Regions from separate parts of the Homo sapiens genome. Here region 2 is linked to region 1. A link is a loop called in an ENCODE intact Hi-C map of the cell type or tissue named here. Cell type or tissue: gastrocnemius medialis. All regions are shown on one strand. Each heading gives the region's core, and the rest is flanking DNA. Links, peaks and the distances in the headings are about the cores only.

Evidence for each region. Peaks named below come from ENCODE experiments on the same cell type or tissue, not always from the same donor. Only the 100,000 strongest peaks of a DNase experiment are listed, where the experiment ranks them.
Region 2: a loop joins it to region 1, with 3 times the contacts of the local background. A loop is called at or near these places in 2 of 110 quality-filtered maps.

Annotation. Positions count from the first base shown.
Region 1 is chr6:158,042,559-158,045,460 of GRCh38, forward strand. It overlaps SYNJ2 (synaptojanin 2), which reads left to right. Exons shown (of 27, transcript NM_003898.4): 5 at 758-841. Among named protein-coding and RNA genes, the nearest start is that of SYNJ2-IT1, 43 kb to the left of the region's middle. In gastrocnemius medialis, for the core only: no CTCF peak of the experiment used is centred there; DNase peaks (open chromatin) are centred at 683, 1,303 and 1,783; H3K4me3 peaks cover 1,843 bases; H3K27ac peaks cover 2,500 bases.
Region 2 is chr6:158,643,173-158,646,074 of GRCh38, forward strand. It overlaps DYNLT1 (dynein light chain Tctex-type 1), which reads right to left and starts at 1,571. Exons shown (of 5, transcript NM_006519.4): 1 at 1,510-1,571. The coding sequence starts at 1,536. It also overlaps a transcript of SYTL3 not described here. RefSeq lists an enhancer at 942-1,885 and silencers at 1,009-1,338, 1,499-1,728. In gastrocnemius medialis, for the core only: no CTCF peak of the experiment used is centred there; DNase peaks (open chromatin) are centred at 1,228 and 1,649; H3K4me3 peaks cover 2,337 bases; H3K27ac peaks cover 2,500 bases.

The DNA of each region.
Region 1 (2,902 bases), core at 275-2,774:
GGATCGTACTTCTTGTCCTTTTAAAACTCCCTTGCACTCCAGCGTCATTGGAGGCCTGCAGGCACACTCTGAAATAGCTGTACGTGTGGGTGGGGAGGAGATAGATGTCTTAAAGTGTACGGATCATTTGTTTCTCTGCAGGTGCTGTCACACTGGAAGCTTGTGGAAACCGTGTTGTGTGTGTTAACTGAGTGGTGTGTTTAAGAACACAGTGGGGCAGGGCCAGGACCAAGTACAAGATCAGGTTGAGTCTTGCATTGTCAAGTACGAGACTGGCTAGCACAGTCAGTGAGGTCTTTTGGCTATCACTGGTGCATTTTATTTCATTCAGTCCTTTTCTCATAGCTCTCTTCTGCTTAGCTATTTGCCAAGGCAAAAATAGAGGGCTCTAAGGAAGGTTACATTCCAGAGCACACTGACTTCTATTCATACAGGGGGTGGCGGAAGGCTGTTCCTGGGATTTTCAGGGTGACGATAAGGTTGTGCCCTAGAAGTGTGAATTCCCGGAGACCCTGGGAGGCCCCAACCCCCAGCAGACCCCCTCCTCAGAGGCTGGTCGACAGCCAGCATGCCCGCCCAGTACCTGGCGAGAGGTCAGGGCGCATTGCCGGATGGGGGAGCAGAGGACGCCGGAGTCCACCGTCCGCCCTTCATTCTGGCTGGTGTCGGGTCACAGGTGGCCGGATCCCGTTACCCAGCCCAGGACGTTCGGTTTCATTGAAGAATACCTTTCCCTTTCTGTTTCCTTGTGCCGCAGATGATTTACATGGACGATGGAGTGTCATCTTTTGTCCAGATCAGAGGCTCCGTTCCGCTGTTCTGGGAACAGCCAGGGCTTCAGGTAGGTCATGAAAAAACTTAAATGTCCCCTTGTGATGTTGTCCGCCCTGCCCTTCCCTTCAATAGCTGGGGAAGATTTCTTTTAACACGTTCGTTTCATGGCATAGTTTCCAGTCTTTTTCCTCAGCCCTGTTGTGTTGAGCTGAGCTATCAAAGTGTGCACACGTGTGTGCATATGCATGCGTGCGTGTGTGTAGAAAACACAGACACCACTTTGTTGTTTCTGGTCGTCAAGGATGCTGTGTGAAACCGCTGACTCGGGAACGGTGCTGCGGTGCCTGCTGAGTGGGTGCCGCGAAGTGAGCTTGGGTAGCACTGCCTGAGGTTAGACCCTGAGTTCGGTGTACTGAGGACGTTTCTGAGAGCCGTGACTCTCATGGAGGGCTTCAGGAAGGCTCTGTGGCTGCGTAGGTCTGGCACCCGGTGCTGCCTGTTGTGGGGCCACGTGAGACTTCCACAGCTTTCCCGTGATTTCTAAAAATACCCCTTGCCGTCCAAAGCAGGGCTCTGGTCAGTGCCAGAGAGATTTGGCATTCTTTCTCCTGGGAAGAGCACAGGGTGGGGACACATTCCAAGAACACATTTGTCATCAATGGAATGACACGCTGCCTCCTTCACCAGGGTCTCTAACAAGGTGGGTTATGGGCCGAGTGGACTGGAGGGGCCTCCCCACTAATCCCCAGTCTTCCTCCCTGTCCCGAGGGGACGTGGGTGCCTTCAGAAAGCCTCTCGGCCAGGGCCTTTGTCGCCTCTCGGCTCTTCTTACCGACAGCTCTCGTGTGACTGCATTTGGGTTGCCAGCCAGTGGCTACTGGGGCCCAGAGTGCCATCTGCCAGGTTCCAGGGGGTGTTTGACAACGCTGGACTCAGGGTCCCCAGTCCTGGGTTCAGCTTCTTAGCCTGCTCTTTGACTTGACCCTGTGCCAGGAGCAGGTGAGTCACTTGTCCCCATGGCTGTCAGCACGCTGCAGTGACAGCATTGGTGAAGTACTGGGTCAGCCTGGGCAGTGAGATGGATGAATGGAGGTCTCGTTTAGGCTCCACGCTCTGGTAGGGAGAAAAGTCTTGATTAACATTCAGTCTTTCCACTAGAAAGAGCGCACCACACTGCACGAGATAACTGACGGCCTCCGGAGAAACGCTCCTGAGGACAGCTGTGACACAGAAACTCCTCCGGAGGGCTGCCCAAAGGAGGTTTTTGGAAAAATAGCTTTATTGCAATATAACTTACACACCCATTTAAAGCCTACAACTTGGTGCTTTTACTGCATTTATGGTGTTGTGTAACCACCACTGTAATCTAATCTTAGAACACTTTGATCACCACTAACAAACTTTGTCCCCGTTAGTGGTCTCTCCCATCCCCTCCAAGTCTCCCTCATGCCAACTCGACTGTTCATCTACTGTCTTTATCTATAGATTTCCCATTCCAGACGTTCCAAAAGAGTTTTTGAAACCTGATTTTCTTTAAATATGGAGTTTTCCTTTGGAAACTTCTCGAGCTCTGTATTCAGGAGAATGAAAGAATTGATCGAATGAGTGTGGCACAAAAAGGAGACAGGGAGACCATGTTGTGTTTCATGTAAAGTTTGTAAGAAATCCAAAAATTAGGGGAATGGTCATGATGGATTCTTAGAATTTGGGAAGGACCCTTTGGAATTCATCCATTCCACCCTCTGACTCTCAGTTCAGGGGTCCTCCTTTTTTTTTTTTTTTTTTTTTTTTTTGAGATGGAGTCTCACTCTGTTGCCCAGGCTGGAGTGCAGTGGTGCAATCTCGGCTCACTGCAACATCTGCCCCCCGAGTTCAAGCCGTTCCCCTGCCTCAGCCTCCAGAGTAGCTGGGACTACAGGTGCCCACTACCACACCCAGCTAATTTTGTTGTATTTTTAGTAGAGATGGAGTTTCACCATGTTAGCCAGGCTGGTCTTGAACTCCTGACTTCAGGTGATCCACCCGCCTCAGCCTCCCAAAGTGCTGGGATTACAGGCGTGAGCCACCGCACCTAGCCAGGCCAGTTCAGGGATCCTCTTCCAGGACCTCCAAAGGGCTGTCCTCCAGG
Region 2 (2,902 bases), core at 90-2,589, 600 kb after region 1:
CGCTTTCCTTTACAAAGCGATTTCTTTTTTAGAAGTTTTACTCGATATTACTGTAATACAAGACATTTTCCAATATTATATTAGTAACAGTTTAAGGGGAAAGGCTTTTTTCTTTGCCAACTGCTCCTGAACCAGCTCTTCTCGTCATTATTCACTTGGTTGCCATCAGCATTCAAACACTGATTATGCCACTGTCACAGGAAGTGTGTGCTAGTTAGGAAATCAGATCAAAACTGAAACTCTAGAATCAGTCCTTAAGTTTTAGTTTTATTTTCCCTGAAAACATTCCTCCTTAAACGAAATTTTTTTCTTTTTTTTTGGTTTTTGAGACGGAGTTTCGCTCTTGTTGCCCAGGCTGGAGTGCAATGGCGCGATCTTGGCTCACGGCAACCTCTGCCTCCCAGGTTCAAGGGATTCTCCTGCCTCGGCCTCCCGAATAGCTGGGATTACAGGCATGCGCCACCACGCCCGGCTAATTTTGTATTTTTAAAAGAGACGGGGTTTCTCCATGTTGGTCAGGCTGCTCTCGAACTCCTGACCTCAGGTGATCCGCCCGCCTAGGCCTCCCAAAGTGCTGGGATTACAGGCGTGAGCCACTGCGCCCAGCCACTAAATTTCATAAATGGTAAGATATCCAACCTTACCAAATGTATCTATAGTTTATATTTTTGACAGGCTGCATAATAAATCCATAGGGCTCTATCTGAATTTCAACAAGGATTATTCAGTAAGAAGAAAATGAGTGTTGTATCTCAGCTGCGCCCATCAGCTCTATTCCCCGAATGACCGTGAGCTTGAAGGAAAGCCATTTAACGCACACGGTGCCGATGGGTGTCTTCTGCTTGGCGACATCGTGGGCTTTATCCTACTTCCTCAAGGAGGCATAAAAGATGATTTTTTCCCCACAACAATGAGCTTTCTTACAGACATATTAAACGGAAATGAAATGTGCTACTCATTCCCAGCGTTGCAGAACCAGGTGAGGCCCGAGACAAAGGCGCGGGATGGCCGGGACGCCAGCCCGGGGCGGAGGGGCTGGCGGCGGGAGCGTCACCCGCACCTCCGCGGGGAGACGTCCAAGCCTCGGCGCTCCCAGCCCGGCCGCCGCGCCCCGCTCCAGGCTGGGGCTGGGGCTGGGGTCAGCCCCGCAGAGCAAGGGGCGGTGATGTCATCCTCTCGGCGAGCTTGGCTGCGGGCCGGAGGCGAGGCCCTGCGGGAAGGTTTCTCGGCACCGCTCACCGGGGCGCTCTCTCCGAGTCACGCCCGGTGCCTCCCCGCGCGGGAAGAAGCTCAATCCCCTTCCCGCCCCCCGCGCCGGGGAAACGGCGGCAATGTCCGGGCAGAATGGGGCCGGGCGGAGCGCCGGCGACCGGGAAGCTCAGGCCGTGGGCTGCCGAGACTGGCCTAGCTGAAGGAGGTGGGCAGCCAGGCCTTTCCGGGCAGGACCGCGTGTCCTTCCGCGGCCAGGGCTCTAGGCCTCCACCCTTCCGTCGCCGACCCGGCGGTTACCTCCTCCGCAGCCTGGTAGTCTTCCATCTTTCCTCCGGCGCGTCCCCTCCGGCTCCCTGAGTGGCGCGGACTGCGCAGGCGCACTCAGGCCCCGCCCCGGACCTGCCACGCCCCTCTCCTCTCGCGCCTGCCTCGCCCATGCCCAGCTCCCGGGCCCCGCCCTTCGCTGCCCGGACCCTCAGTGACCCCATCCCTGGGCGGGGCCCGTGGGTGGACCCTGAATTCGCCTCTCCTCCTGTCCTCTGGGAGGTGGTAGTTTCCATGGGAATCCGTGAGGGTAGCCGGGCAGCTCCCTAAACCTTAGCAACAGAAACAAAACACACGTACAAAAGGCAGTCCTGGAGGGGAAGCGTGGTCCCGGCCCCTCCTCCGGTTTGTACTGTGTGGATTGACGCGGACGTTCAAACCCGCTCGGACACCTGGCAACAAACTCGAAAGTGACTGCTGAAGGCAGTGCGCCCGGTGAGACGTTGTTGCAGTTCCCTTGGGGACTGGGATTGGCATGCTTTAGCTATCTGAACGAAACTTCCCTTTGGGGAGTTAAGTTTTCCAGGTAAATGAGAATTTTTCCTTTAAGCACCATTAAAAAAAAACATTTTGGGTGGAAAATTTTGTAAAATGTGGCACACTTCCTGACTACCTTAACCATAGTGAACTAGACAGACTTTATTTGTATGTGGGTTCTTTATGGAAATTAGGAATTGCACTGGGCTCTGGTAAACTGCCCTCCACGGAAAGCTGGGGCATATGCATCTATTGGCAGGTATTCTGAGGCTCCGAGTTTTGATTTTGGCGTTTGCTTTTTCTGGTTTCGTCATGCACTTGAATTCAGGTTGCTGGAACCCACTTCCCATTCCCCAAGAAAGAGCTGACTGCAAGGGTCCCAGGGATTTGGTAGACCTAAACTTCAAATCCCACATCTAATCCATCAACAACCCTTGTTATTTCTACCCCATATGCTCGGGACCCCAGTTAAAGATTGATATCTCTCATCTGGATTATGACCATCGGACTGTAACCTGGTCGGTCTATCAGGGTCTTATTAGAGCCCTTCAAGAGGAACCTAACCCAACGACTCCTCCCTCCCCTCACCCATTCTGCCCTGCCATAAGTCAATAGTTACTAAGTTGTCAGACTATAGACTAATCTTAGTGATCTTTGGATGACTAAACTTTTAACATATCTTAGCTCAAAATCTCCTACAGAGAGCCATTCTGTGACCACGGCATCTAAGGTAGCCGACCTCCTCATCCTCCACCCCTGCATCCTGTACATTTTCCTCATAGCACTTCTCTCAGTTTGCAAGAACGTATTTATGGTTGCTTGTTGATGGTGTGTCTCCATTTAGAAACTAAGTACCATGCAGGAAGGATCTGTTTTATTCACTAATGTA